5 separate regions of the Homo sapiens genome follow, and regions 1, 2, 3 and 5 are each linked to region 4. Evidence: chromatin loops called from intact Hi-C (ENCODE). Cell type or tissue: dorsolateral prefrontal cortex. All regions are shown on one strand. Links, peaks and the distances in the headings refer to the core of each region. The heading gives the core; the rest is flanking DNA.

The links. A loop is a pair of places that touch in the nucleus more often than their neighbours do. Peaks named below come from ENCODE experiments on the same cell type or tissue, not always from the same donor. Only the 100,000 strongest peaks of a DNase experiment are listed, where the experiment ranks them.
Region 1: a loop joins it to region 4, with 5 times the contacts of the local background. A loop is called at or near these places in 3 of 110 quality-filtered maps.
Region 2: a loop joins it to region 4, with 2.4 times the contacts of the local background. A loop is called at or near these places in 23 of 110 quality-filtered maps.
Region 3: a loop joins it to region 4, with 5 times the contacts of the local background. A loop is called at or near these places in 5 of 110 quality-filtered maps.
Region 5: a loop joins it to region 4, with 3 times the contacts of the local background. A loop is called at or near these places in 2 of 110 quality-filtered maps.

What each region holds. Positions count from the first base shown.
Region 1 is chr1:41,451,147-41,456,899 of GRCh38, forward strand. It overlaps LOC105378678 (a long non-coding RNA gene), which reads left to right. Exons shown (of 6, transcript XR_007066029.1): 3 at 3,031-3,106; 4 at 4,125-4,170. Among named protein-coding and RNA genes, the nearest start is that of EDN2, 31 kb to the right of the region's middle. RefSeq lists an enhancer at 1-487. In dorsolateral prefrontal cortex, for the core only: a CTCF peak has its summit at 3,444; DNase peaks (open chromatin) are centred at 3,485 and 4,825; H3K27ac peaks cover 798 bases.
Region 2 is chr1:41,265,707-41,271,459 of GRCh38, forward strand. No RefSeq gene overlaps it. Among named protein-coding and RNA genes, the nearest start is that of SCMH1-DT, 26 kb to the left of the region's middle. RefSeq lists an enhancer at 2,511-2,805. In dorsolateral prefrontal cortex, for the core only: CTCF peaks have their summits at 2,642 (motif pointing right) and 2,844; DNase peaks (open chromatin) are centred at 2,675 and 3,554; H3K27ac peaks cover 421 bases.
Region 3 is chr1:41,777,146-41,782,898 of GRCh38, forward strand. The region is part of intron 1 of HIVEP3 (HIVEP zinc finger 3); the gene reads right to left. Among named protein-coding and RNA genes, the nearest start is that of HIVEP3, 140 kb to the right of the region's middle. In dorsolateral prefrontal cortex, for the core only: a CTCF peak has its summit at 2,373; no DNase peak of the experiment used is centred there; H3K27ac peaks cover 390 bases.
Region 4 is chr1:41,513,628-41,519,380 of GRCh38, forward strand. It overlaps HIVEP3 (HIVEP zinc finger 3), which reads right to left. Exons shown (of 9, transcript NM_024503.5): 7 at 4,775-4,861; 8 at 1-123. Among named protein-coding and RNA genes, the nearest start is that of EDN2, 32 kb to the left of the region's middle. RefSeq lists a silencer at 2,546-2,725 and an enhancer at 5,131-5,180. In dorsolateral prefrontal cortex, for the core only: CTCF peaks have their summits at 1,647, 2,666 (motif pointing right) and 2,874; DNase peaks (open chromatin) are centred at 1,624 and 2,654; H3K4me3 peaks cover 1,700 bases; H3K27ac peaks cover 2,294 bases.
Region 5 is chr1:41,615,366-41,621,118 of GRCh38, forward strand. The region is part of intron 3 of HIVEP3 (HIVEP zinc finger 3); the gene reads right to left. All of the region lies in intron 1 of LOC128125817, which reads right to left. Among named protein-coding and RNA genes, the nearest start is that of EDN2, 130 kb to the left of the region's middle. In dorsolateral prefrontal cortex, for the core only: no CTCF peak of the experiment used is centred there; a DNase peak (open chromatin) is centred at 2,856; H3K4me3 peaks cover 698 bases; H3K27ac peaks cover 1,394 bases.

The DNA.
Region 1 (5,753 bases), core at 320-5,319, 63 kb before region 4:
GCCTCCCTGCAGCCCCTTCATGCCACATCTGTGTGTTCCCTGCCACCACCCTTCTGTGCTGTGCCTCAGGGAGGCCCCAGCCTCACTCCACATTTCCACTGGTTTTCTTTCCAAGCAAGTTCCCATCTATTATCCAATTTAATGCTCCTCCAACCTTGTGAGATCATCAGCTGAGCCATAAGCCCCTGAATCTGGGTCCCACAGCTGGTTGTAAAGCTGGACCAGAGGCAAGGCTCCTCCTGGTTAAGTGCCATATTGGAAAAAGGCCTGAGTGACAGGACTCTGGATTCCATTTCTGGCTCTGACATTATTCCCTGTGTGACCCTGAATAAGCTCTTGCTCTCCTGTGCGGAAAGGAATGGGGTGGACGAGGTGACCTTTACTGTCTTCCCAACTCTGAAAGTCTTGGAAAGATTGAGCCGAATCCTTTAGTCAGCAAACATGCCTTGTCCCTTCCAGTGAGGCCAGCCTGGGCTGGAGCTGGAACCACTGTAGCAGGCCTGCCTTCTGGGTAGGGGTAACCCTAGCAAAAGGCCTGGTCCACAGATAAAAGGCCTGGCCACAGTCAAAGGGGCAGCATACAAAAGGCCTCTGAAGGCCTGGCGTGGTGGCTCACACCTGTAATCCCAGCACTTTGGGAGGCTGAGGTGGGTGGATCACAAGGTCAAGAGATCAAGACCATCCTGGCCAACCTGGTGAAACCCCATCTCTACTTAAAATACAAACAATTAGCTGGGCGTGGTGGCTGGGCCTGTAGTCCCAGATACTCAGGAGGCTGAGGCAGGAGAATCGCTTGAACCTGGTGGGTGGAGGTTGCAGTCAGCCGAGATCCATGCCACTGCACTCCAGCTTGGGGACAGAGCGAGACTCCGTCTCAAAAAACAAACAAAAAACCAAAAGGCCTCTGAAAATCATCACAGAGACTGCCAAGCCCTTCTCATGGCCTCTTTCTGTCCCCCTAAATTCTCTCACACCCACCCTGTCCCCAGCCTCTCTTTCACCCCCAACCACACCATCACATAAAACCACTCTCCACCCCAAGCCTGGACGTGCTTCTGCTTACATGATGCCATTACTGTTGGCCAGAAACTCACTTAATCCTCGCTACAGCCACCCTATGCCATGAACATTATTATCCTCATTTTACAGACGAGGAACCAAGGCCTAGAGAAGCTAAGTGACTCATCCAGGTGTTCCCAGTGGGAAGTTGCAGTGCAGGATGTGGTCCCAGAGTGCAGGGTCCCAGTGCCTGAGGTCAAACCCGAACTGTCCTGCTCACCAACTGTGTGGCCTTGAGCAGAGGCCCCCTCACCCTCTCTTGAGTTTTAGCTTCCTTCCTCATAGAACAGATCTCCCCATTTCTACCTTTGGGTGGCTGTGAACAGACCCATGTCTGTCACCATCTGTGTACTCTCGCAAATCGCTCACCCTCTCTGAACTTAGAGGTTTTGTCTAGAAATGGGGAAAGCAACACCCACTTCACAGGGTTGGTGTGGGGATTATGACAGAGTATTGAGAAAGAGCTAGTGCTCAATAAACCCCAATCTCTGAAGCTGCCTAATTGTAAAGCGAATAGGGCCCTGTGGTTGGACAGACAGATTGCTTCTGATTATCCGCCATATTGTAAATATGGCTGCAGGGAACATCTTTTTGGCTTTCTTGGATTCATTCCTATGGATAAAGTCCTGGGGATTGATTGCGGCCCAGGTCAAAGGTCATGAACACTTATTCAAGTTGGCAGCTTTTTGTTATGGAGCAGGATTCCGGAGTCAGATAGTCCTGCGGGTGAATCCGCATTGGCCTATTTCCTAGTCACTAGCCTTGGGTAAGTGACTCCACCTCGCTAAGCCTCTGATTTCTTATCTGTAAACCAGGGTAATAACATTAACTGTATTAAGGGATTGTTGCCTGACATGAAGTACTCATAAACCCTACCTTTTATTACGGTCCTGACTTGCTCTGATACCCATCCTTAGTTAATCAATACGGAAGCCGAGGTCGAGTGAGGGGAGTAGTCTCCTACCAAGGTCACAGTCTGTGTGCAGCTGGTAACCCAGATCTATCTGGGGCTAGTTTCAGCATCTTCTTTGCAAACCCTGTCAGACTCAAGCCAGGGCTGGAATTGATATGGTGCAGGGACTATGGTGGCCCAAGACCTCATCCAGGTAGCAGAGGGAAAGTTCCAAATTGCTCTCCATGTCCTAAACAATGCCTGGGTGAGCCCCACTGTTTTCTTTCTCACCTCTCACCTCCATGCTTTTGCATCTGTTGTTTCTGCTAGAATGTTCTCCCTGACCAACCCACTTTAAACTGCATGACCTTCTTACCCACTGGACTATGATGGGGCCCTGCCTTCATCTCTGTCCGTTGATTGAATAGAATGAACTTGGGGAATTTCAGAGCTGGTCTGGATCAGTTTCACGTTTTCTAATGGAGAAGTGGACGCCTTGCCCAAGGACGCATGGTCTATCCACGAATGCATTTCTTGTGTGCCTACTAAGTATTTAGGGTGGGTGCAGTGCCCAGCCAGGAAGTGTCAAGGTATGGCAGAAGGAACACGTGTTTGGGGATCAAAAGACTTCAAGTCCACTCTCTCTCATTCCTTCGCTGGGACCTCAGGCTTGCTTTGGCTCCTCTCTGGGCCTCGGTTCTCCCACCTCTAAAATGGAGGTGATAAGCTCACCCACCTCTTGAGGCTAGTGTGAGTAGGAGTTGGAGACGCTGTGCCAGTGTTACACCCAAGTGTCATGTGGCAATGGCCCCAGCTGAGAGGGGGACTTCCAGGAGACAGAGAGCGGGGTCAGGCCTGGAGTCAGGCAGGCCTGGGACCAAAGCCTGGATCCTTCACTTACAGCTGTGTGACCTTGATTGAGTCACCTCCCTCCTCTGAGTTCAGTTCCTCCTCTATGAAGTCACCTCCTCAAAGTGGCCTTCCTTGGCCCACCTCCCACCCTTCATTTCTTCCATACCTCTGATCACAGGCCACAGTTCTCTCATTTGTTCTTTTTATTGTCTGTCTCTTCCTTCCAGAATATGCATTCCAGGAGAGCAGGGATATTTGTTTTGTTCCCCGATGTATCCCCTGGATCTAGCACAGGACTGGCAGGTAATAGGCACTCAATGATATTTGTTGAATGAGTGAATGGATGAATATGTGAATGCATTGGAGTTAGTACTTCCAACCTCCCAAGGGCGTTTAGAGGCGAAGGGCGAGATGCATAAGGTGTCCGGCCCAGCACATAACAGGCTCGCTCAGTGAGGATGGAGCTGCTGTTACCATCCTGAGGAAAAACTTTGCAGCTGCCTCCCAGGAAACTGGGCTCAAAGTGGGGGGCGGGAGAGCTCAGCAACTCCCACAGTGTAGCTTCCACTTCCTGGCTGGGGCTGAGCCCTGTAATTGCTCCCATCTCCTTGGCAGCCTCAGCAGCTGTCTAATGAGTTTGCACCCGGCTGGCCCCTGGGCTTGGCCGCACAGCCCAGGCCTGCCTGCCCAACTGCAGGCAGACAAAGGCCCTATGTCCCTGGGATCTGCTTCCTGCCCGCCCACTGCGTCCCTGACAAACCGAGGTCCCCAGCTGCCAAGCTCTGCTTCTGCAGTGAAGGAGCCCAAGATTCCCATGTGGGCCAGGGGCACAGAGCAGTGGAGAGGGCATTTGTCCTGGAGGATGGAGCCCTGGGTCCACATCCCTGCTCTTCTCCGGCTGAGAGGTGCTAGGGGAGGCGGTGGGATGTCATGCCCAAGAGCCTGACCAACAGGGTTGGAACCACGCCTCCACCACCTCTAGCTGTGTGACCTTGGGCAAGTCCCAGACTGCTCTAATCCTCAGTTTCCTCATCCATCAAGCAGGGGTAGATTACAGGAGCTCACGGGTGTACAGCTGTCAGCATAGGTCTTGGCACATGGAAGAGCTATTATAATTATTGGGGACCCCGTTTGATCCAGGGTCCTTGGTCTGCTCATCTATCAAATCAGGATTGCTCAACCTTGGCACTATTGACATTGGGACTGGATGATTCTGTTGGGGCTGTCCTGTGCATTCTAGGATGTTTAGTAGCATCCCTGGCATCAGCTGACCCAGTTTCAAGGTTTCTGTTACACTCTGAAATTCCCTGATTTGCTTTAGGAACCCCAGATTCTTCTCCATGGTCGGAATCATTGCAAAATAACTGGTAAGTATTCCTTCACTGCAAAATAATCTCCCTAGTCTAGGGGCCCCAAATGCCTCAGGCTGCTCACAATGAGCATTGGACATGGAGGATGATGGCGACGTCTTTAATTATGCAAGAGCTGTAACAGGACCCAACCCTGAGCATCCTGGAAACTCCTTGAAATGTTCCCCATAACACTTCTTTGGAGCCTCCCATCTTCCCCCTGGAATACACATGGCCACCAGCCCATTGTCTTTGTGCCCCACTCTGCTCTACATCCTGCTGCAGTCCCCATCTCAGACTCTGCCAAAAGGGCCCCTGTGCCCAGCATTCACTGCTTGTCCCCATCTCCCTAAACATCCTTTCCCACCACACCGTCCCCTGCAGTTGCCGAGCTCTCTTTGTACCCTCCATCCACTGTGCCTTTGCTGATGCTGTCCCTTCTACCCCTAGAGCTCTCTCTCCACCCCTCCCCTCCCTCCAGGCCTAGCTGTGAAGTTGCCTCTTCCTGAGGTTCTCCCAGATTCCTACATCAGAACAGCTCTGCCTGCCCTGGGCACCGGAGCCAACCCTGAGCTCACCACTCTGCTGGAACACATGTCTGCCCAGCATGGCATCCAGTTTATTTATGAGGCTGTCTGTCTGCCCCCCGTCCCAGGAGCCCCAGGGCAGGGCCCTGTCTGATTCATTGCCAGGCACAGGGTCTGGCCAGCATCAGGGAGCATGTGTTGAGCAGTACCGGTGAGAGCTGTCTCTGGGAGGAGGCATTGTGGGGCTGGCTGGCATGGAGCACAGGCCCAGGGCTGTGGAGTGGCGGGGCCAGGCCAATGCCAGTGCTGCTGGAGAAGGCTGAGGGCCCTCCTTCCCAGGTTCCCTCATCTTGCCCTCTCTCCTCCTCCCCTCTGTCACTGACTCATTCACTCAGCAACTTCTCTTGCTCATTCATGCATCTGCGTGCTCCGTCACAGACTCATTCACTAATAGGGGAGCTCATCCATTCATTCACTTTTATATTTGTCCATTCATTCATTCATTTCTTCACTTACTCCTCTATTCATCCAACAAACTTTCCTGAGCTCTGATATTACACCCCACTCTGACCTCTAGAGAAGCCCTGGAGATTCAGCGCTAAAGACCTTTTCTTCCGGAGTGGTGGTGATGGGTGGTACACACGTATAAATGAACAACTGCAGTCAGAGTGAAAGGGGCTATGATTGAGGAATACGTGATGTGACAGCAGAGGAATCTACACAGGCTTCATGCAGGAGGTGGCATTTGCATAGGGCCTTGGAGATTAAGAAGTCCCAAGCAAGGCCTAGAGAGGCTGGGCTCTGAGCTCCGGGATGGGGAGGAGATGGTTTCTAGAGGACTTAGGGACTGCTTGGCTGGGTGCCTGGGGAGAGAGAGGAAGGGACAAGAGTTGCGTTCAGCCCTCATCCTCCATCCAGAAATCCCGAGCGCACAAATACATATTCAGTGCCTGCTGTGTGCCAGACAGTGGCTGGGGATACAAGAACAACACGGACAAAGCCCTGCCTTCAAAAAGCTTACATTTGAGTGTGGGGAGGCAGAAAACTGAAATAACTAATAAAGGATGTAATGTC
Region 2 (5,753 bases), core at 210-5,209, 250 kb before region 4:
TACATTGTAGTATATTTAGTATGTTGATTCCACACGTTTGTTGACCAGACTCCTGTGCTGCGTTCTGGAGATAGGAAGAATAAAAAACCATCTGTGCTTTTAGGGAATTCTAGTCAAGTTGGGGAGATAAATAAATTGACAATTACATTGTAAGTGCTCCGACAGCTAACCAGACAAAATGCTGCAGGAGGACAGGAAGGGAGCAAGGAACTGCCAGGAATGGGGAGAAGGTCATGATGTTTGAATTGGGTCTTGAGGATGGGTAGGAGTTTACCCAGCAGAAAGAGCATGGTTGTGGGTAGGAAGAGCATTGCAGTCAAGGTTAACTACTTACCTGTAGAAAAGTGTGGTGCTATTGTAGAGCAATGTTAGATGTCTCCACATCTAGCAGTGATGTGAGGAAAAAGGCCTGTTATGGAATAAGAAGGACCTAGGTTCTGGTTTCAATTCTGTCACAGAGTCACTGAAAACCTTTAAGCAAACCACTCAGTCCAATTGTGTCTCAATTACCTCATCTCTCCAGGAGGATGCTCTCAAAGCCAAATATCTCAGAGCTGCTCTATCCGATAGAATAGCCAGTAGCCACAACGGTCTATGTAAATTTAAATTAACTAAAAGTAAATACATTTAAAATTCTGTTCCTCAATTGCACTAGCCATGTTTCCAGTGCTCAGAAGCTACTGGTGACTAGTGGCTGCAATATTGGACAGCACAGATATTGAATACCTCCATCACCCTAGAAAGTCCTGCTGGGCTGGGCTGGGCTGGGCTGCCCTAGAGGCCTGTGATTCTCAGAGGAGAAGGGATTTGTCCCATCACCTAGCAAGGTCTCCAGGCTCCCCACTTACCCGTTTAGGAAGATATCCCAAGGAACAGGATAGAGAGGATGCACCATTCCACTGCCCAACCTCAGTTCCTGAAGTACAGTGACCCAAATCAGAGGGCAGGGGTCCCTTGTCCCTTTGTCAGTGCACACTATACTCTGATTTCGCTGTGTGAAAGCTTATCACAGTGCCGGGCCCATAATAGCAGCTTTCATAAATAGCCAGTCCAATTCCCAGTTTTGCAAGTGAGAAAACTGAGGCTCAGAGTGGCCTGGTTTAGGATCCAAGTCTTAGAAATTTCCAGGATATCTTGAATGATGGAATTTAGGAGAACACAATGGTCTTTGATCCTCATTTTGGCTTAAGACTTTCAGGTTTTATTTATGTTGTAATCCAGATGATACTATGTGGAATCAAACACATGACCTTATCTGTGGCTAGATGCATGACTGTCCAGGAGCTTGCAGGAATTAACCAGTGGCCAACCTTGTAATGCACAAGACTTTTATGTTACCTGAAACAAATAGAATTAGGTAGCAGGTAGAATTTTTATTTTTATTTATTTATTTGTTTATTTATTTTTTGAGACAGAGTCTCACTCTGTCACCCAGGCTGGAGTGCAGTGGTGTGATCTCAGCTCAGTGCAACCTCCGCCTCCTGGGTTCAAGTGAGCTCATGCCTCAGCCTCCCAAGTAGCTGGGACCACAGGTGCGTGCCACCACACCCAGTTAATTTTTGTATTTTTAGTAGGGGCGGGGTTTCACCATATTGATCAGGCTGGTCTTGAACTCTTGACCTCAAGTTATCTGTCCTCTTTGGCCTCCCAAAGTGCTGGGATTACAGGAGTGAGCCACCACGCCCAGCCAGAATCAATATTTTTGAAAAATGAACACAAATGTATTACCTACCATGTACCAAGCACAGTTTTAAGAGGGTCTAGTAGATAACTGAGCAACACTATGAGGTACAGATGATTACTCTCATCATCCTCATTTTCCAGACAAGGAAACGGAGGCTGAGATAAATAACTTGCTGAAGGCCTCATAGCTATTGTGAAGCCTGGACTCACCCAAGCAGTGGCCTCAGAGCCCACAATCTTAACCCCTTTCTAGAGCCCTCTCCTCAACTTTGCAATTGTTGAACATCAGGACCTGAGGGAAACTTTGGGATCACCTAGTCTAATCCCTTTCCTTTCCTCATGCGGTACTGAAGGCCACAGAGTGACCCAGATCCAGCCAAGGTTATTCAGCAAGTTGTAAAAGACAGAGCTTGAATCTGAGTCCTGAGGGTGGGTCCCCTGGCTCCTGTTCAGTTATTTTTGCTCACTTCTTTTAAAAAGCCTAAAAAATGAAATGATCCACTGAGCATCTTCTGGGTACCCACATTGTGCTGGATGTTTTTGTGGAAAAAAACCTTGGGTTTACATTGAGAAGTCCTGGAATCAAATCTTACCTCAATTGCTTGCCCAGTGACCTTAAGCAAGTCACTTTCTATGTCTTGGCCTCAGTTTCTCCAGAAAAGGAATAAGGATATAATTGCCTTAAGGATTATGTCAGAATGAGTGGCACAAAGTAATTACTCAAGTAAAAGGAATGGACGCTGAAGACACAGGCCGTGTGCCCTCTACAATCTGGATGTGGAGGTGAGACTGACATGCAGAGGAGGATCAGAGGAGAGCAGAGAGCATGCTTTGTTGGCAGGTCAGACGATGAATGTTAGGACACTTCATGCACTGTTGGCTCCATCTGGCAATGGAGGTGATTCAGGATCAAGAAATCATCCAGGGAAAGGCTGGCCTGCAAGAACCCAGACTGGACACGAGGTGGCGCTGGTGGCCCACCTGGGAACAGGCAGAGACCGGCGACCAGCCCCGGGGAATCTGATCCTGGCAGTTTCATTCTTTTTGCTTCTAGGCATGAAGTCTACATGAGGGACCCTGGTGGGCTGAGGATGAGGGCGCTCTGCCCCACCAAAGGATAAATGGGAATTTTACACTCCTTATCTCATTTAGTCTTCACAGCCACCTTTTCAGGTATTCAGTTTTACACACAGGACACTGTGACTCAAAAGATGTTAAATAATTTCCTCAAGGGATACTATTGAGAAGTAGATCCAGGCCCACTGATTCTAAATCCCATGCTCTTTCCAGGAAAATATGCTCCTCCCAGCCAGTGGAATCAGTCTATCAACAGAGGCTAAACAGGATGTAAGGGAGATCGTACCAGAAAATAGAAGACCAGATTAAAACTGCCTCCTCCTCATGGCCTTCCTAGACTGTCCCCATTCCTTTTTCACCCAGTCCACTCCAACAACCTCCTAATCCATTTCCCTGCTTCCATTCTTGCACCCTAGGCTCTGTTCTCTACAGTGATCTTGTGAGAAGGAAACCAAGTGGCAGTATTCTGCCTTTTTGCCGTTCAAAACACTCCAATGCTTCTGATTCCAATTTGAACAATGTCTGAATTTCTCACCACAGCTATGAGCGGTGCTGTGCTGGTAACAACCAGTTCTCAGAGGCAGAGAGCCCTGATATGTAGCATTTGCTAATTGTGGTGCATATTCTCCCTCCATGGCCAATTTCAAGCTTCCAAGGTAACATCACTGAGCTCAGAGTTGAGAAGGGATGTAAAGAATCGAGACAGAGCCAGTCTGAGTTGACACCAACGCACTGCTGCACCAAGGCTCCACACATAAGATCTGGCCTCAGACGCCTTCTCCAGACAACCCGCTTATTCTGCTACCCCTGTTCACTCTGCTGGATCACTGGCCTTCTTGCTGTTTCTTGAACATAACAAGTACATTTCCACCTCGGGGCCTTGGCACTTGCTTTCCTCTGTTTGGGATGCTCTTCCCCAAAAATGTGCATAACTTGCTGCGTCACTTCATTCAGGTCTCAGCTCAAATGTTACAGAGAGGCCTCCCCTGAGCATCTTCCCTAAGACATCCTACCCACTCCCACCCTCCATCACTTTTATTCCTTGCTCTGCTGTATTTTTTCTCTAAGGGCCTCAATCTCTATTTAATAATAAATGATAGACATTTAAACTTATTTGTCTAGGTCAGGACTGGATGGCCATCCCTAGAACAGACCTGACTCAAAGAAAGCACTTAATACATATTTGCTGGTTGATAAATGAGTAATTACTTTTCCTCTACATGTAATGCCTTTTTTTACTGCAATAGCCTTGATGTTTTCTCTTTATTCTTGATGTGCTATCGTCTCACTACACTGGGTCTAGGTGTAAATTTATTTGTTCTGTTCAGCACTGAGTGCGCATTTTGAATCTAAGCAATGTCTTTCTCTCATTCTGGACAATTCTCAGTCCTTATTTCTGTAATCTTGCTTCTCCTGCACTCCCTCTGTTCTGGAACTCCTACATAACAGTCTGTCAGTCTCTACTCTGTGTTTCGTAACTGCTTGGCATTCTATAGAATGCCAGTTGTCTCCCAGTGTCTATTCCACTTTTTCCTTAGTAATAGAATCTCTAACTTTCAGCTAGGCACATGCCTACTTGGGTTAAAAATGACATTTCTTGGCTGGGCGTGGTGGCTCATGCCTGTAATCCCAGCACTTTGGGAGGCTGAGGTGGGCAGATCATCTGAGGTTAGGAGTTTGAAACCAGCCTGGCCAACATGGTGAAACCCCCTCTCTACTAAAAATACAAAAATTAGCTGGGTGTGGTGGTGGGTGCCTGTAATCCCAGCTACTTGGGAGGCTGAGGCAGGAGAATCACTTGAACCCAGGAAGCGGAGGTTGCAGTGAGCTGAGACTGCGTCACTGCACTCCTGCCTGGGCAACAAGAGTAAAACTCTGTCTCAAAAAAAAAAAAAATTTCTGAGTCTTCCACTTAGCTACATTCGGGCATATAACTGAGTTCTGAACAATGAGTATAAGCAGGAGTCTTGTGGAACCTCCTTGTAATGTCTTTTAAGCAGGGGAGTGTGCTATTCTTTGTGCCTTCTTCCTGCTATCTGAAAAATACACGAGGTGGCTGGAGTTGGTGCAGCCATCTTGGACTATAGGGTAGAAGTCAGATAGAAGGAGCCTGGGTTTTGATGGCTTTTATGAGACTGCCCTCTTAGCTTTTTTTTTTTTTTTTTTTTTTGAGACGGAGTCTCACTCTGTCCCCAAGGCTGGAGTGCAGTGGTGCCGTCTCGGCTCACTGCAGGCTCCGCCTCCTGGGTTCACACCATTCTCCTGCCTCAGCCTCCCAAGTAGCTGGGATTACAGGGGCCCGCCACCGCGCCCGGCTAATTTTTTGTATTTTTTTTTTTTTAGTAGAGACAGGGTGAACCGTGTTAACCAGGATGGTCTCAATCTCCTGACCTTGTGATCCGCCCACCTCTGCCTCCCAAAGTGCTGGGATTATAGCCGTGAGCCACTGCGCCCGGCCGAAACTGCCCTCTTAGCTTTAAACTTCCTAGTGCTGGACCATTCCATGAGAGAGAAATGGACTTGTATTTTGCTTGAGCCATGGTTATTTTGCTGTCTTAGTTTGGGTATCCCAAAAGCAGGACCCAAGAGAAGGATTTGGATGCTAGTAGTTAATTTGGGAAGTGCAGTGAAGAAGTGGAGATGTGAGGCAAGGAAAGGAGAAAAGCCAGTAAAAGATTTGAACATGAGCAGTTTGCTGCTGGTGGCCAACGGAGGCTCAGCCCTGGTGTGGGGCCTGTGGGAGACTATGTGAAACAGACCACATAGTTGTCCTACCAATGGGAAAGGAAGCTGGAGTATTTATCATGAACTAATAATGCCCCTCTTGGTTGAGGGTCTTTGTTGGAACTAACTCCCCCAGGAGTCCACCTGTCCTTGTGCAAGCTTGAGCATGCTCCTGTGGCCAGAAACACTTAGGCAGAGATGTAGGAAGCTGTCTTCGTGTACAGAGCCCATCTTCAGGTGACTGCTGGGGTCAGCCAAGGGAATGTGGG
Region 3 (5,753 bases), core at 360-5,359, 260 kb after region 4:
GAGCCTGATCTGGGGCTCTCCCAGAGGCTCTCCTTGGCTGGCAAGCAGGAAGCTCCAAATGCTGGGCTGCAGCCCAGAGGGAAAGGAAAGGGGCTTCTCTATGCTTCTGATTGTCCCCGTGACTACCCAGGAACAAAGCGGGGACTCACACTGCCTCCTGCCACCAGCCTCCACCCAGCTGTTCCGGCCACGCAGCCCCATCTCTTCAGCCTGTCTGCAGGAACACTGGGCATTTGTCAGCTTTCAGAATCACGGCTGTGTGCCCAGGGCTCTCTTGACCCTCCAGCTCCAGGCCTCATGGGGCAGACCAACAGAGGCACAGGCCCTCTTTCAAACCCCCAAACCCACCACCCAGTGAAGCCAAGTCCCTGGTCCACGGTATTTAACTATTATATAGCCTAACACCCCACTGGGGAGGTTCACACCCTGATCTGATTAAGCTAAAACTGCATATAACAGTTCACATGCATTCGCTTTCCGTGTGTGCAGAGGAAAGAGCTTTGGGTTAAAAGTCAAGGCAGTTCATCGGTTAGACCTCACCAAGCCTGTCATCATCTCTCAAATGGGAACAGTAGCTGCCAATTCTAAAAGCAAACATCTGCTGGGGGCTTCTTAGTATCAGGCGCTTTCCTACATCCCACGTGTGTCATGCATTTAATCCGCACAGTAGTCCACCCAGCTCCTTGCCCTCTGGGAAGAGCGCAGATGTTGCTAATGGAATCTTGGTAAAAGGTATCATGTGGCCCCAGAATAGTGGTATGCATCAGATTACCGCGTGCTTCACGCATGGTGTGGTGGAGCTTGCAACGTCACACTTTCAACAAATCTATTCAATCGGCGGGGGTTCTTGGCAGCAACTATGTGCCAGTCACTGTGCACAACCAACCAAATCCCTGTCCTCCTGGGGGTGTTGTTCTGGTAAACACAGCAAAGGCTCAAAGACAGCAGATGATGCCATTAGTTGCACGCACTTCATTGACCGAAAAGTTGATTTTCTCCTTATCTTCGGTAATGAACGAAGGAAGAGGGGACAAGCAGAGGGGGTGCTTGTCATTTCCTGGCGTTTGAGTGGATGGCATCTGCTCTGCCCCAGCAGTACAAGGTACCTCCTGAGTGGCCCCATTTGACAAGGCAAGAGAGTAGAACTTGCTTTTCTCTTGTAGTAGTGCAGAAACTCAGTGTCCCAGTGTAGTTCAGGTGGCTCTCCAGGCCCTGGTGGTAGGGTTCCTGACACTCACCATGAGCCTGCCCGGCTTGGCATATCACAGTCCTCTGGCTACCACGGGTCCCTGATAAGAGCACCTGAAATGACATTGAATACCTGGGAGTGCAGCTGGGACTCACTGGTCCCCAGGTACAGGCTCAGCCTTGCCCCAGGCTCAGGGATCCAATCTTGTTGCTGGAGGGCGGGGCAGGTCAGCCTGACAGTTGATCCCGTTCTGACATAGTTTTAGGGGCTGAGCTCTCGCTTCATTCATTTATTCCCTCTGTAAATAATGTTTATTGGGCAGGACTATGAGCCAGGTACTGTCCTGGTGGCTGAGAAAATCCCAGGGAGTAAAACAGGCCAATCTCTGTCCTCCTGGGAGCTTATGTGCTAGAGGGGAGGTGAATTAATATGTATCATCTGGCAGTAAGTGGTAAGAAGAAAATACAACAGGGTAAGGAGATGGAGCATGATGAGGGGTCTATGTTACATCGGGTGGTACGGAAGATCTCTGGAAGAAGGAGATATCTGGGCAGAGATAGGAAGGGTGAGAGGGAGAAAGCCAGGCATGTATCTGAGGGAAGAGCATCACAGGTGGAGGAAACAGCATATGCATATGGCCTGGAGGCAGGAACGCTGAGAGACCAGTGTGGCTGAAGGGCCTACTCCATACCTCATACCTTCATGCCAGCAGCTGGGCCCATCAGTTCCTCCTGCATCTTTGGGCCTGGGCCTCAGCTTGCTGCTTCCTGCCCTCCAACCCAAGATGGTGCCCACCTGCCTGGATCACTTGCCTTCCTCCCACCCCCTCCTGCTGTCCCCCAACCAGGTGCATCTCTCTGTTCTCCACCTCTGCACGCTCTCCTTGCACCAATGAGAGGTGTCTGCAGTGGAGTGGTTAAAGTGCTGGGCTTTGGAGTCAGGCTGCCTGGGTGGATCCCAACTCTGCCATTCCCTACTTGGGGAAGCCTGGGTAAACTGCTCTTGGTGACTCAGTTTTCTCAACTGGAAATGAGGATATGATAGTGCCTATCACAGGGGCTATTGTGAGATTAAATGAGTTACATGTGCAAAGCACATATGGAATAGTACTCAGCAAATATTCATGAAAAAATATTAAGGTGACAGAAGCCCCTTCTTTTTCTTTTCTTTTCTTTTGAGACGGAGTCTCCCTCTGTTGCCCAGCAGGCGGGAGTGCAGTGGCACGATTTTTGCTCATTGCAACCTCCACCTCCAGGGTTCAAGCGATTCTCCTACTTCGGCCTCCCGAATAGCTGGGATTACAAGCATAAACCATTATGCCTGGCTAATTTTTGTATTTTTTAGTAGAGATAGGGTTTTGCCATATTGGCCAGGCTGGTCTCAACCTCCTGACCTCAAATGACCTGTCCACCTTGGCCTCCCAAAGTGCTGGGATTAAAGGCGTGTGCCACCGTACCTGGCCAGAAGCCCCTCCTTACCAGGAAGGGTGACCAGAATTGGGTGCTTGCTGCATGGGGAGAAAGTGGAAAGGGCACAGGCTTTGGGGTCAGACAGATGCCGATGTGCACCCCAGCTGTGTGTTCTTGGGCAACTAACTTAGTCTCTCTAAACCTCATTTCCCTCACTTCCACAAGGAGATCATGATCTGTCCCCCACAGGGTTTGAAAAAGGGTAAATTAAATGACAATGACAAATCACGGAGAGATTGGCCCAGGACAGGCAGCTTCACTGATGGGAAGAACCAACCTTGCTAGGGACGAGGTTGCAGATCAATGATCAGGGAGGAGAGAACCAAAGTGGAGAGACAAAAAGACTGGGGAGCAGACGCTCAGGGTCTCAAAGTGGGGGCCAAGGTGGGCCACAGCCAGTTCATGTTGTGCAGAGGCCCACCGCAGTGAGGGGAGAGCTGGGCCAGTCGTGGGATTTGTGGGGCGTGGGGGTGGGGCCTTGGCCACTCTGCCAAGGCTGGGGGCAGGGGTGTCAAGTGCCAAAGGGAGCACCAGGTGCTGAAAGCCAGTGCCAAGGGGTAGTGAAGAAAAGAGAGTCAGGACACCCATGGCCAAATCCAGACAAGTCAGACCTGAGCCAGGTGAGTGCTGAGCCAGAGCAGGGCAGGGCAAGGATTGTTCTGAGGCTGAGTTGGTTGTGCTGGTTTATTCTGGGGATGCTCCTTGCCTGTCTTAAAGTGGCCATGGTCAGGGCCCACCTCCTAAACCTGCAGATTGGAGCAGGCCCCTTGACATCCCTGCAGGAGGCTCTGGGGAAAGGATAAGGCAGGACCTTCCTGCCCCACAGAGGTCAAACCAGTGAATAGACACAAATGCAGGACCGAACTGGAGGTGCCAGCTGACCCAAGGGAGGCAAAGCTGCTTCTGTCTGGGGCTCGGGAGTCTGAACAGCCCAGATCAGCAACCAGGTCAAATCTCACAAACATGCACCTAGGGGCTTCTGGTGAGCAAGGAGGAAGGCTATGCTAAGCCAGGCATGGAAGGTAGTGCAGGCCTGATTCCTGAGACAAGAACAGGAATGACCTCCCCAGAGGCCACCAAGACAAGCATTTGAGAAAGAAAAGAATGCTACTGACTTAGCTCCACTGACATTTGAATGAAGAGCAGGAGTAACAAAAACAGAGAATTTTAATTACAAGTTCTTGTTCCCCCATTGTTCGTGATTTTGTTAACGTCTCTAGATCTCCCAGTGGTAATTGGCAATAAAATCTCTTAAAACAAACAGGGTTGTGCAGTAAGTGGAGAAATTTCATTTGGTTTTATAGCTGGCTGACCAGAGGAATGAGAAGGCCGTGTGCATTTGGGTGGATTGAGCACCTCTTTGAGCTTGTCTTCCCTTTTGAGTAAAATCCATGCTTGGACCAGACCATGCCTGAAGGGGTCCCTATCTTACCAGTGTACACAACCAGGTGGGGAAAGTTATCATTGTGACAATGTACAATGCTGTCCATGTTAGAAGCCTCAGAGTCACTCCCAGCTCCTCCCTCCTGCTCATTCCACACTAAACCCTAAATGCCATTTCTTAATGATCTCCTTACCCAGCTCCATAATTGCTGCTGAAATGAAATAAGTCCATCACATCCAAATGGCTCCTGGGTCCTGTCTATTCTACTTCCTAAAGGGCTCTTGAAATGGCTGCCTCTTTTCTAGCCAACTGCCATAGTTCAGACGCTCTTTCTCACTAGACTGAGGCAACAATCTCCCTCTGGCCTTCTAGCTGGAGTCTTTCTCACTTGAAGACCATCTTCCATATGGCCACAGAAGGAGCTCTTCTGCCTTCTAAAGGCTCCTGAAAACCCTACCATGGTTTCCCAGGGTCAATGGGATAGAGAAAGGTGTTCTGGCTCTTAATGATGGGCCCCATATCCACTGCTCCTCAATACGCCTCCTTGACTGTAGCCAGGCCTAGCTACTTGCAGGCTTGGAAGAAACCAAGATTTTCTTGCCTCTGAGCATTTGCACATGTTATTTCTTTTGCTGCCATGTCCTTCTGTCACTTGTCGCTCTTCAAGTCTCAGCTCTCCTGTCACCTCCTGCTGTTCTAAGGTGTCTCTCCTCTGCTCCCAGGTGATCTCTATGCATTATAAGGAGTCAGCCTTCCACCCATACCAGAAACCCCTCAAAAGCAAAGAATGTTCTAGGCACTGGGAAATGCCCAGGATGGAGAAGAGTGTGACACAATAGTCAAAAGGCAAGAACAACCCAGGCGTCCAACCTTTGATGGATGAATCGTTCAACCAAATGTGGCATGGATATATGCACACTCCAGATAGCACTCAACCTTGAAAAGGAAGGAACTTCTGACATGTGCTACAACATGTGTGAATCTTGAAGATATTATGTTAAGAGAAATACGCCAGTCACAAAAGAAGGACAAATACTGTATAACTCCACTTATGTGAGGTACCTAGAGTAGTCAAATTCATAGAGACAGAGAGCAGAATGGTGATTGCCAGGGGCTGTGGGCAGAAGGGAAAGGGAATCACTGTTTCATGGGTACAGGGTTTCAGTTTGGAGAGGCAAAATAAGTTCTGGAGCTGGAGGGTGGTGATGGTCACATAATGATGTGAATATGCCACTGTAATGTATGCTTAAAAATGGCTAAATGGGGCCGGGCATGGTGGCTTACACCTGTAATCCCAGCACTTTCGGAAGCCAAGGCGGGTGGATCACGAGGTCAGGAGTTCAAGACAAGCCTGGCCAACATGGTGAAACCCTGTCTCTACTAAAAATACAAAAATTAGCTGGGCGTGGTGGTGGGCACCTGTAATCCCAGCTATTCGGGAGGCTGAGGCAGGAGAATCACTTGAACCGGGGAGGTGGAGATTGCAGTGAGCTGAGACCAAGCCATTGCACTCCAGCCTGGGCAACAGAGCAAGACTCCATCTCAAAAAAAAAAAAAAAAGGCTAAATAGTAACATTTTAATGCATACCACAATTTTACAAAAAGAAAAGTGACTACAGAGGAGTTTAAGACCACAATATAATGAATGAATGAAGGAGGAGTTAAGCAAGGAAAATCTTAGGAGATGATGTGACCAGGTCAGAACGGAGGA
Region 4 (5,753 bases), core at 412-5,411:
CATCCTCGTCTTCGTCCAGGTCTGAGTCTGAGTCCGAGTCCTCCAGGTCCGAAAACTGGTGCTCCTCCACAGCCTCTGAACCCTCTCGTCCTTCCGAGTCCTGGAACAGGTCGTCACTGGTTCCTGAGGGCAAACACAGAAGACCCAAGGTCACAGTTGGGCCTTGGCCCCACTGCCCACACGGCTGCTCCTCTCTGAGCCCCAGTTTCCTTGCCTGCTGACTGGGCAAAATAGCCATCGCAAGGGCACAAGATTGTTGGGACAACCAAGAAACGTAACAGATATGGGAGCGCTTTGTAAATAATAATGAACAATAATTCCCTTATGCCTAGAATGTGCAATGTTCAGTTCTGAGAGCTTTAGGTATATTTATTCATTTAGACCTCAGAGAATCCTGTGAAGCTGGTACTGTTCTCATCCTCATGTTACAGATGAGGAAACTGAGGTAAGAGAAAGTAAGTAACTTGCCCATGGAAGACAGCAGTAGGGCTGGGATTGAGCCATAGCAAAGAAGACAGTCTTTGTTTGTTTGTTTGTTTGTTTGTTTGTTTCACTAGCATCTCAGTGCTGGCTTCACCATGGGCAACTTACCACCTTGCTCTGCTTGGTCTCCCCCTTTGTCGAATGAATGTGATGGTCTCACCTCACCAGGTTTTCTAGGAGGACTAAAATGAAGGCCTGGCACATATTGAGGGCTTAAAAATAATTATAGCTACCATATTAATACATTAATGATGAAATCTGTTATTCCAGGACAGGGCAGTCACACTGGCTGGTCCAGCAGCACAGAGCCATCCGTGGTCAGTGTACACACACATCTGCCACGGTGACCAGGCTCCCGGTGGCTGGCACAATGGCATCTGGCAGGTGGCGGACTCTGGCCTCTGTGGGCGGCTTGACTAAGCTGGCCTCAGGCTGCAGAGCAGGTCCCCATCCCAGCCACGCTCTTATCTGAGGAGCCACTGCCCTTTTGAAGTCCAGGCTGCCTCTAGCCTCGGGGCCCTCCCATTGCCTGCCAGCCCCAGCTCCACCCCATAGTTTTCGACCTACATGTGGCTGAATGCCCACTTTTGTCCACTTTGGACATCTGACTGCTGCATGTTGAGTGACTTGGAAGCAATTGTTCACAAGAGTAAACAAAAAACAAAATTGTGATACTTGTTTCAGATATTGTTGGACATTTAGGTCACTTGCACTCCTTAAACAGACTATAAGAATAATGACAGAGTTATTGAATAGAGTCTAAAAGTGGGGGTTAGGGCTCTGGAATACTAGCCTCCTGGTCTGATTCCTCTGGGATGACCCCAACCAGTCGGGTCACCTCTAACATGTCAGGAGTCTAGTTTGGGCATCTCTGAAATGGACAGCAATCCGGATGCTGGGGAGAGCTCCGCTAACATCTGGCCTGTTCGCTGGCCCATCACTAGACCATTGGAACCTGTTTCTGGTCTGCAGAGTGAGGTTGCTGACAGGTGGGTTGAGCTGGCCAGCCAGCCCCATCGCTCACACATATCAGTACTGCACCCACCTGACCAGGAGGGCTGGCACAGAAACTGACTCAGGCCGCTGGGGCAGCTAGGCTTTGGCTCTCAACCATGCCCAGCTGCCCCGGGGCCAGAAAGCCCGGAACTAGCACTTCCAAGTCACTCAATATGCAGCAGTCAGATGTCCAAAGTGGACAAAAGTGGGCATTCAGCCGGATGTAGGTCAAAAGCTATGGGGTGGAGCTGGGGCTGGCAGGCAAAAGGAGGCCCCTGAGGCTAGAGGCAGGGTGATGAGACCAGAGGAGGAATGAAGGATTAGGATGAGAGCAGGGCTGGGGATGGGGGTGAACTTTGTAGTTATGCCCCAGGCATTTACCTCCCTTGCCTAGGACTTTGGGAGGGGCCTAATTCAACACCTGTTCACCTGGCCCTGCCCCTCATTTACATACAGCAAAATCCAGGCACAGATGACCCAGTGAGAGCTGGTGGCTGAGTCAGAACTAAGGTTTACAGCCCTTGCATTATTACGCTGACAGTTTAAAAATGATGTGCTGCACTAAGAAGCAGGGAATGGTCGGGTTTGAATCTCAGCACTACCACTTCCTTGCTGTGTGACGTTGGATACTTTACTTTCTGTGTGTCTGGTTTCCTCATCTGTAAACTGGGTAGCAATAAAAGCACTCTAGGAAGCTGTTCAGAGGACTGTGAGGGTCTGGCACACAGTAAGTACCCAATAAACTTCAGCTCCTGTCATCCCATGATACCCTGTCCCCCCAGTCTCAGCAGGCAGGTAGCTGGGGTGGGATTGTCAGCATTTTGCAGATGAAGGTCACAGGGGTAGTGTTAGGAGTGAAGGAGAGTCAGGACCAGCGTCTCCTGATGTCCAGCAGGGAGGGCTCCTAAAGATCCTCTTTACTAATGTGGAAGTTGAGACCCAGTGGGGGTAATGGCCCGTCCTGGGCACTCAGTGCATGAATGCTGGAAGCCAAGAGTCCCCTGCCCAGCTCGGGGCTGGCCGGGGCCTCCACATCTGCGTTCCTGCAGGGCGCTGAGGGAATGCCCCTGGCTGGGCGGCCCCGCCCCTGCTGGGATCCAGGCCAACGCTCCACAAATGAGAGAGCTTGAGCGCGCGGCGGGCGCCGCTGGGAGAGGCCACACGGTGGCGCTAGCGCCCAGCCTGGCCAGCACCATGGGCAGGGCCGGGGCGCCTGGCTCCTTCCAGGCAGTTCTCCCACGCGCCACCTCGCGTCCCACAGACACGAACTCCTGCCGCTCCCCCCGGCATCTGTCTCGTCGCGGGAAGTGGAAACTCCATCCTTCAGTCTCTTGGGCCGTAATCCTTGGAGTCCTCCATGGCTCCTTTTCGTTCTTCCCCCTCTCTTCTGCCCCATATGGGGTCATCTGAGCCTGTGGGCTCTCCCTCCGGAACCTCCCCAGAATCCCGCCGCTTTTCCACCTCCTGAGCACACCCGTGCTCCCCGCGCCCACGGCACAGGCCAGAGGACGCCCTGCCTCTCTCCTCCGCTCCAGGGCACCCCCCCATGCCCTTCAGCCCTCAGGCTCTAGCTCTCTCTGAACCGGCTGCCCCCGCGTCCAGCGGGCTCCAGCACGCGGGCCAAGCGCCGTGGCCCCCGGGGACCCCACACCTGCTGCTCCCTCTGCAGGAGAGCTCCTCCCTGACCCCACGTGGCTCCTGACCCCGGTTCCTCCGGGTGGGTTCTCTGCTCACACCGCCCTGTCTAGCACAGCGGCCCTCCCCACGGGCCCCAGCCCTCACTTGGCTCTTCTGCTTTCTCTTTGGCTTCACAGGCAGGGCCCCTGCTCTACTCCACCATCGTTCCTTGCCCAGCTCCCCTGCCATGCCGACTGCCTGAGGGCAGGAGCTGTTTTATTTATTGCGGAACCCCCAGCACCCAGAACAGAGCCAGGCACAGAGACTGTGCCCAGTAATTACTTCTGGAATGAATGCATGGATTTCGTCCTCCGAAAAGTGGCTCTGAGCATCCTCGTTTGCTCCACTGGGAAAATGAGGCTGGGGCAGGGCAGGGACCTCAGGGGAGGGCTCTGGCTTAGGTTCAGGCTCCCCTGGTCCAGCCCACCAGGCAGTGGACTGGCATGCAGCCAGGGTTTTTGTGTGACCTTGGGCTATTTTTACCTGTCTGAGCTTTGACTTCCCTGACTTAACATGAGTGACACAAGTTTCTGCCACCTGTTTTGAGGACTCAATGAGACAACATGTGCATATGGCCCAGTGTATCCTTGACAAGCATAGTGAACCCCATTCTAGCTTTGGGGGGGAACAGCCCCAAGTTCACTGTGTTCTCCTCTATAAAAATGACTTATTCCACCTAAAAGGAAATATGACTTAACTCTTTTTTGTAAGACCACAAATACATCCCCAAATTGGAAAAACAAAAACAGAACAAGACACACAGTGCGTGCATACACACTCCTCTCTGTCACACTCTAAGTCCTGGGGCTGATTTCAGGGAATCAGTATGCTTCCTGCTTTGCTTGGTGCTGGCGAGATGGCTCCAGCCTCCTTCTGTTGGAGGGACTGCCGTCCACCACCAAAGCCCCTCTGGCCACCTGCCTGACTGCTGAGGCTGGGCAGTGCTCAGCCAGACCCACTGGCTTCGACTCCTCTGCCCTGTCTTCTCAGAGACTGACTCTAAGATGCCTCCTGGGGATTGACCACCATGGCCGGGGTGTGTACGGGGATGGGGCTGGGAGGTGACAAGCGGCTGTCAGGTCTGGTTTGGGCTTTTTTGAAACTCTCCTAGCTCCAAAAGGCCCATGTGTCAGGCCCATGCCAGAGTGTGTAGGCAGGAGTGTGGGTGTGGAGCTTCGGAGAGTATGTGTCCCACAGTGTCACTATGAGGGGTTGGCTGGGATAATTCAGGGCATGCATTTAGAACCCGCCTGACACATAGTGGGCACTCAATCAACGTTGGCTGTAAGTTCTCTTGTGTGCATTTATTCAGTAAACATTCACTGAGCACCCATGGGTGCCAGGCGCTCCACCTGCATGGCAGATGGTAATGCATGATAGCTAGGGCTGCAGAGCATATCCTATCAGCATGTGGGGAGGTGGCTCGATCATTCAGGGAATTTAACCTTTGTCTGATACTTGGGAGAACTGAAGGTGAAGCTATTGGAGGGAGAGAGGGGAGGAGGGGGAATGGGGCAAAGCAGACAGAAAGGAAGCAGGGAAGGCAAGCAGGAAAGGTGGAGGAGGATAGGGAAAGCGGACAAGGGGAAAGGGGACGGAGAAGGTTGGCAATTGTTACCTTCTTCGGCTTCCAGCTCCTCCAGCACCCCTGTCTCTTGGCACTTTTTGCTGTGGGCCTTCGACTTCATGTGCTTAGTCAGATTCCCTAGAAAGAAACGAGAATACTTAGGCTCTGCTATGGGGCAGGAGGCCAGGGCGGACCCAGGGCTCATGGAGGTAGCACCTGGCCGGCAGGCCATGGTTTCTCAGGCCAGTCAAGGCCCTGCCAGCTGCAGGGCTGGGCAGGAGCTGGGGTATCCCTCTGCCCCGGTGCTCAGGCCCAGAAGTGTAGCCACAGCTGCTGTTCAGGGCAGTGCACAGCAGCTAGGTGGGGTGGGCGAGGGCTGTGAGGGGACAGACAGTATAATGAGGAAGTGAGATGCTGGTTAAAAAACAAACAAAAAAGAAATTAAAAGACAACTCAAGTGCAATAGGTTTTTTTTTTTTTTTTTGCTTCTGATTTAAGTCTGGCCCTAGTAGCTGGTGACACTCATCAGGCAGGACTATTGGCCATCTCAAGTGTGGGATGACGTGGGAGGCTCCCATTGACCGGCATGACGGGTGAGGACTGAGCATGCCCTTCTGGCTGAGGACACCTCTAGGGCAGCTCACAGGGCAGAATTCTAAAGTGTAGGTAGAGAAACCAGGGCAAATTTAATATTAGGCATGGCGAGAGGGCAGAAGGTGAGAGTAGGGAAGTCTACTAGCCAGGGACTCAGGAGCCACAAGGCTGGGGGCCCAAGCTTGGTTTCCATAGAGAAGTCCCATTTCTGGGCCTTCAGTTTCCCCAGGCCAATCTACAGTGCAGACACAGGACCAGGGTGGTTCAGGGAAGGCCTGGGCAAGGCCTCTGTCCTGCTCCATGCCTACAAAGCCCTCAGAGGGGAGGCTGACTTTGCCCCAAGTTGTAGGTCCAGCCCACAAGCTGAAGAGTGGAGGCAGCAGCTCTGTGGAATCAGGGAACAGTAGCAACAGCTTCAGTTCCCCAACAGGTGCAC
Region 5 (5,753 bases), core at 299-5,298, 100 kb after region 4:
CCCCCATCTCCTCCACCTGGAGAACCCTCAGCCTGGCTTCCCCATCACACCACGCAAGCTTAGAGCTAGAGGGCACTTAAGTGGGGTCTAAAGTCCACGTTTGACAGGTGAAGATGCTGGGCCCAAGGAAGAGAAGGGATTCGCGCAAGACCACAAGGCCAGTGACAGGACAGGCACCAAGACTGCCCAGAAACAGTGGCAGGGCCGGTGGACATTTAGATGTAACCAAAGGCTGAAACTCACCAAAAGAGTCTAACAGGAAAAGACTGTGGGCAGAGAGGCACAGGGCCTCACCCAACTCAGGGCAAGCCCGGTGGGGGCAGGGTAAACCCAGAAAACAATCATGGGATGGTAATCCCGAGTTCAGGATGACGGTCACTCCTGGGAGCACAGGAGAAAGGGACCCACATTGTGGAAGCGATGCAGGGCTTCCACTGTATTTGACAAGTCTTTTTTTTTTTTTTTTTTTTTTTTTTTTTTAGCAGGGTGGTGAGTTCACTAGTGTTATATTATCATGCATAATATTGCTGCTTGGATGAAATATTTTGAAAATATTTTATATTTGTTAAATATATTAATAACTCCAAGACTCCTTTAACAAGTGTGTTTTCTCTCTGCTAAGATGACACTCTCTACCGCATCTCAAGTGGTTTAACCAAAGGGGAGAAGAAATGACTGATTTCCACAAGAGACATGCCCCAGGTGGGGAGCTTCTGTCACCTCTCCCTCCACTCCCAAAGCCTGTGACATGTGGTGGGTGGATCTGAGCATCATTGTACCTGACCAAGGTGGAGTCCATTTCAGACAGGTCATGGTGTCATGGTTGGCATGGCTCATACAAACCCATGGGTCTAGGAGGAAACTTAGAGCACCCCAAGTGGAACCATGTGGGCTCCACTGATGAATGCCACAGCAGGGCAATGGGCAGTGCTGTAGAATTAAGCCCCCAGCCAACATCTTTGTTCCCCACCTGCACAAAGGACGTGTCTTGGCATGTATATTTTTGCAAACAGCAGACTATCCCGTTCAGTTAAAGGCAGGGTAGGATGTACTTTGAGATTTCTAAGAGGGACGCACAGAGTCTCAGAGTCTCCGGGTTGAAGGGACTGCCAAGGACACTGACCCAAGCTCCCATTTGAGACTCCAGCCTTCCTTAGAGGCTGCTCTCAGGAGGCCACTCACTGCCTGAGGCAATAGCAATTACTTTTTTTTTTTTTTTCAAACAGGGTATAGGAAGTGGGGAAGATGGGGAGCCTTTTTTTTTTTTTTTTGAGATGGAGTCTCACTATGTTGCCCAGGCTGGTCTCAAATTCCTGGCCTCAAATGATCCTCCCGCCTTAGCATCTTGAGTATCTCAGATTACAGGCTTGTGCTACTGCACCTGCTCAATTTTTGTTTTTCTAAAAATGGTATCATCCTATGTACATTCCTCAGCACTCGGCCTTCCTCATGGACAGTCTTTCTAGGCTACAGGCCAATAGGTTGTGAGCAGTTATCCTGTACCAGGCACAGTTATAAGCACCTCACATAATTAACTCAGTTACTGCTCCTAACAAGCTTAAAGGACAGGCACTATTGCAATCCCTACTTTACCAAAGAGGAGTGTGAATGGCCAGAGGGTCAAGCAACACAGTTTGTAAGTGGTGGGATCCGGATTTGAACCCTGGCTGTCTGTCTTCAGACCCTGTGCTCCTAACCACTCTACCGTACTGCCTTTCCAAACAGAGACAGGATCTGTCTCAATCTTGTTACAGCTGAATGATGGACCATGGTTTGGATGGAATACCTTTAAATTTACTGTTAAGTTTGTATATTTTTTGTAAGTTTTCCTACTAGAATTTTGCCATAAACATCCTTTATACACATATCTTTACAGACTGATGCATTCATTGTTCCATAGGCCGGATTTCCAGAAGTGGAAACATGGATCAATGTGTGTGTTTTTGGTTAAAATACCTATGGGGCCTATTGTTTGGGCCATCGTCCTAATAATGAGCCATGTCATTTTCACTCACTGGTTTTGATTCTGTCCCGAGGACCACACAGAACATCTCTGACCCTTTTTCTCCAGACAACCCCTGGGGTGGTTGAGGACAGCAAGTCTGTCTCTCAAGTATTCTGTTACCCAGTTTCTTCAAAAGTTCCTCTGACAAGGGCTGCATGCTCCTGAGGGCTGGTCCAGATACCTCTTAAAGTGCGGCACCGCCTGGGGTGATCTGGCTTATGCCCCTTGCTCCCCATTCAAAGACACACAGAGAGGGACATTGACAGTGCACAGGAGATATCAACAGTGTTTCCTGACATCCATGATGCACGGGAGAGAACCAAGTAGGTAGGATTCAGACTTCTCATCTTCACCTCTCCCAAATCACACACATGCCTTCCTGAGAAAGAGACCCTTTGTGAGATATTAAAGACCAGCCAAATTCTACTCCCACATCATAAGAAACTGGAGTTCACTCTTTAATTAGAGAAGATGCCAATGGCTTTGGAACTGGACAGGCTTCTAAGCATCTTTTAGTTCAGTGTCTTCTTTTACAAAAGAGCCCTGGAGGGCAATGACCGCACCAGGCTCACATGTCATTGGGTGTGTGGCAGCATTTCCCTAAGCTGAGACCAGGGTCACTGGTGGGTGCATTTCCCCAGCTCTCTCTGCCTGCTGGTTCCTAGGAACCATCTTACTAGAAAGGCGTAGTGTAAATATTTTGCTAAGCAGCCAAGAGAGGAAACTTACCCAGGCTGAGCTGCCCTGTGCTGGGTGCTGGCCATGGACACAATGCTCAATGAGGGCCATTATCTGGGAAGGGAGGGCTGTTTGTTCCGCTGCGGGATGGTGCCAGAGCCCGGAGCCACCAGGCTTGCCACTCTGGCTGCCACACAGAAGAGTCTCCTTGCGCTCAGCAGACTCTGCGGTTATGCAATGCCGGGCCAGGAGGTTAACTCTCCCCAGGCCAGGAGCCAAGCCTTGTTCCTTCCTGCCTAAGCATGTCCATCTGAAAATGCTGAAAATTGAGGGCCTCAGTGTTTGCAAAATGTGCTCGGGCCCTGAACCTGCTGGTTTATTCCAAAGGGCGTAGTGTTGAGGAGCTGGTGTGCCCATCCTTGTGGCTCCTGGCAGCCTCCTACCGAGGCCCAGTGCTCTGACAGCAGCGTCTGCCTGCCATCCTCGGGCACCACTCATAGGCCTTGCAACCCTTTGCCTGGGTGCCCCTGTCCCGTTCTTTCCCTTTCGGTGGTGTCTGGTCTAAGTCCTTTCTTAAGCCCGAGTTCTACTCACTTGTTCAAAGCCTTCCCTGACCACCCCAGGCCCCAGTGACCTGAGCTCAAGGATGAGTTTCCCAAGACAAAAGGGACCTTGGAAGTTATCTATCCACCTGGCCCATTTTCCAGATGAGGAAACTGAGGCTTGAAGAAGTTGACTAGTCTGAGAGAAGACTGAACAGATGTGTCAGCCTGGCTCCCCTCTCAGAACTCTTTCTCTTATACCTCACGTCCCATCTGTCAGCAAATCATGTTGGCTTGACCTCAAAATGGAGCTGGAATCAGACCCCTTCCCATGGCCCCCGCAGTTGCCACCCTGGTGTGTGACTCTATCACCTCCTGATCTGTCACATCACTGCCTCCTAGCTGGCCTCGGGCTGCTGCCCCCGCCCCCTCCAGGGCAGCCTCCACAGCCTCCTTCGGCAGGACAGCCCACTCCTCTGCTCAGGCCTCCCAGGGCTTCTGGATGTTGTGCCTGCCTCTCCCTTCCAGCCTCCTCTGCTCCTGTGCCCCCACCCCCACTCCTCCAGCCACACCAGCTTCCTTGCTGTTCCCAGCAGGCTGATCTTGCCTCCGCCTGGAATACTCTTTTCTGATACCCCCAGCACTTGCTCCTCGCCTCCCTCAGGTCTTTACTCTCCACCCGTCCTGACTGCCTGATTTCAAAACCTTGACAACCTGCCAGCCCCGTGCCCCCTATTCCTTTCCTGACTGCCACCTTGTCACATACTATGTATGTTACTTAAGAAGATAATATATTTACATTTATTTTACATACACTTATGTTTTTAAGATCTCACAAAATATACAGTCTATAGAGAGTGTGCATGTGTGTGTAGTGACGATATGTTTGTCTATTTCCCTACCAGAATGTAACTCCAAGAGGCAGGTGTTTTGTGCTTTGTCACCCAGAATGGTGCTTGGCCCCTTATGTCTAAGTAGGGCCGAAGGTAAGGATGACCTACCTCTTTGAGGATGGATGAGGATGGTGATGGTGGCTGGGGTGTCACCTGACTGGTATGGGTGTTAGGAGTGGGGGAAGGGATGAGTTTGGTGGCATATGTAGGCTCAGCAGAGGGAGAGCCAGGGCTCCAGGGAGGTCAGCTGGGAGGCTGTCCGAATGCTATATTTTTGGAGCCATATGGAATAAACACCCAGACACCTGGGCCTCAGTCCCCCAACCCCAACCAGCCCCGGTAGAGCAGCTCCAAAATAGGAAATTCGCAGAGGTAGCCCCAGAGAGGCTGCTCAGATTAGGCTGCAGTGAGCACCTAGGCATGGCTGGCCACTCCCTGCTTTTAGGCATCCTGAATTTGCACGTCTAGGAATCTCCATCTCCATGTTTCAAGCTCTCTAGTGGGTGACTCACAGGCTCTGCAGGGGTTTGGGGGCTGCAGCTGAGTTCCTTTGAATATCTGTTGAATGAATAAAAGAAATGGAAGGAAAGGGGGAAAGGTGCTAAGGCAGACACAGGAGAAGAGGACAAAGGCTTGGGAGCACTGAAACGACCCCAGGGAGGCATGCCAAACAGAGCCCGAACAGAGGCAAGACAGCAGGGCTTGTCCTGACAGGTGGCACAGGTGGGTCCAGTTTCCACTCGCTTTCCCACACCTGCAGCTACGCTGGCCAGGAGCACAAACCTCAAGCAAACAGAAATTTTTTCTCGTGATTTCAGTTTTAGTTTGATTGACATTTTTATTTACCCATGACATAGTTTCTTTTAGGATAGCTGGCTTTATTCTAAAGAGCAGCCCAAACTAAGTGGCCTAGGTGATTTGGCTGTTCAAATCTCCCTTTTCTGATCCTCCTGTCCTGCCCTACCTCTCCTCTCACCTGTCTGAGCACTTCTCTGACTCTTCCATCCAAGCTTTTTCTTCCTAGATGCCTGTACTCAGTCCTCAAGCTTTGGTCTCTAATCCCCTGCTTTTCTCTCTCTGCACTGCTCACCTTGACTTGGTAGCAGCTTCCACAGCTGCACACATCACCTGCCCCACCCAGCACGCCCCAATCCTGCATTTCCAGCAGCTCTCACATTCAATATGCTTAGTGCCCCACTCATCTTTTCACCCCTCTGTCTCTGGTAAACCTTCAGGCTTGCGACACTAGTGCTACCTCTAAACTCCACTCTCCTTTGTCCTCATAGCACCCATTCACCCAGTCACTCACCCTCCACTCCTACCCTTTCCTTCAAGCAAACAGAAACCCTGATTGGTTCAACAATTACTGATCAACCACTACTGTGCACCAGGCAGTGCTGGGTACCGGAGGCATTTGCCTTGGCCTGTTCTTCTTCCACCTGCGGCACCTCGAGGACCACCCGAGGCCCTGAGATTGGGAGAGGAAGCCTGTTCCATAACTGGTCAGCCCCACACCTGCAAGTAATTGACAGTGTGACCCTGGGCAAGTCACTTGCCACGTTTGAGCTTGGGTGTTCCCAATTGCCCTTTGGGAGGATTATTCATTCCCGCCTCACCTGTCCCCAGTCCAGCTGG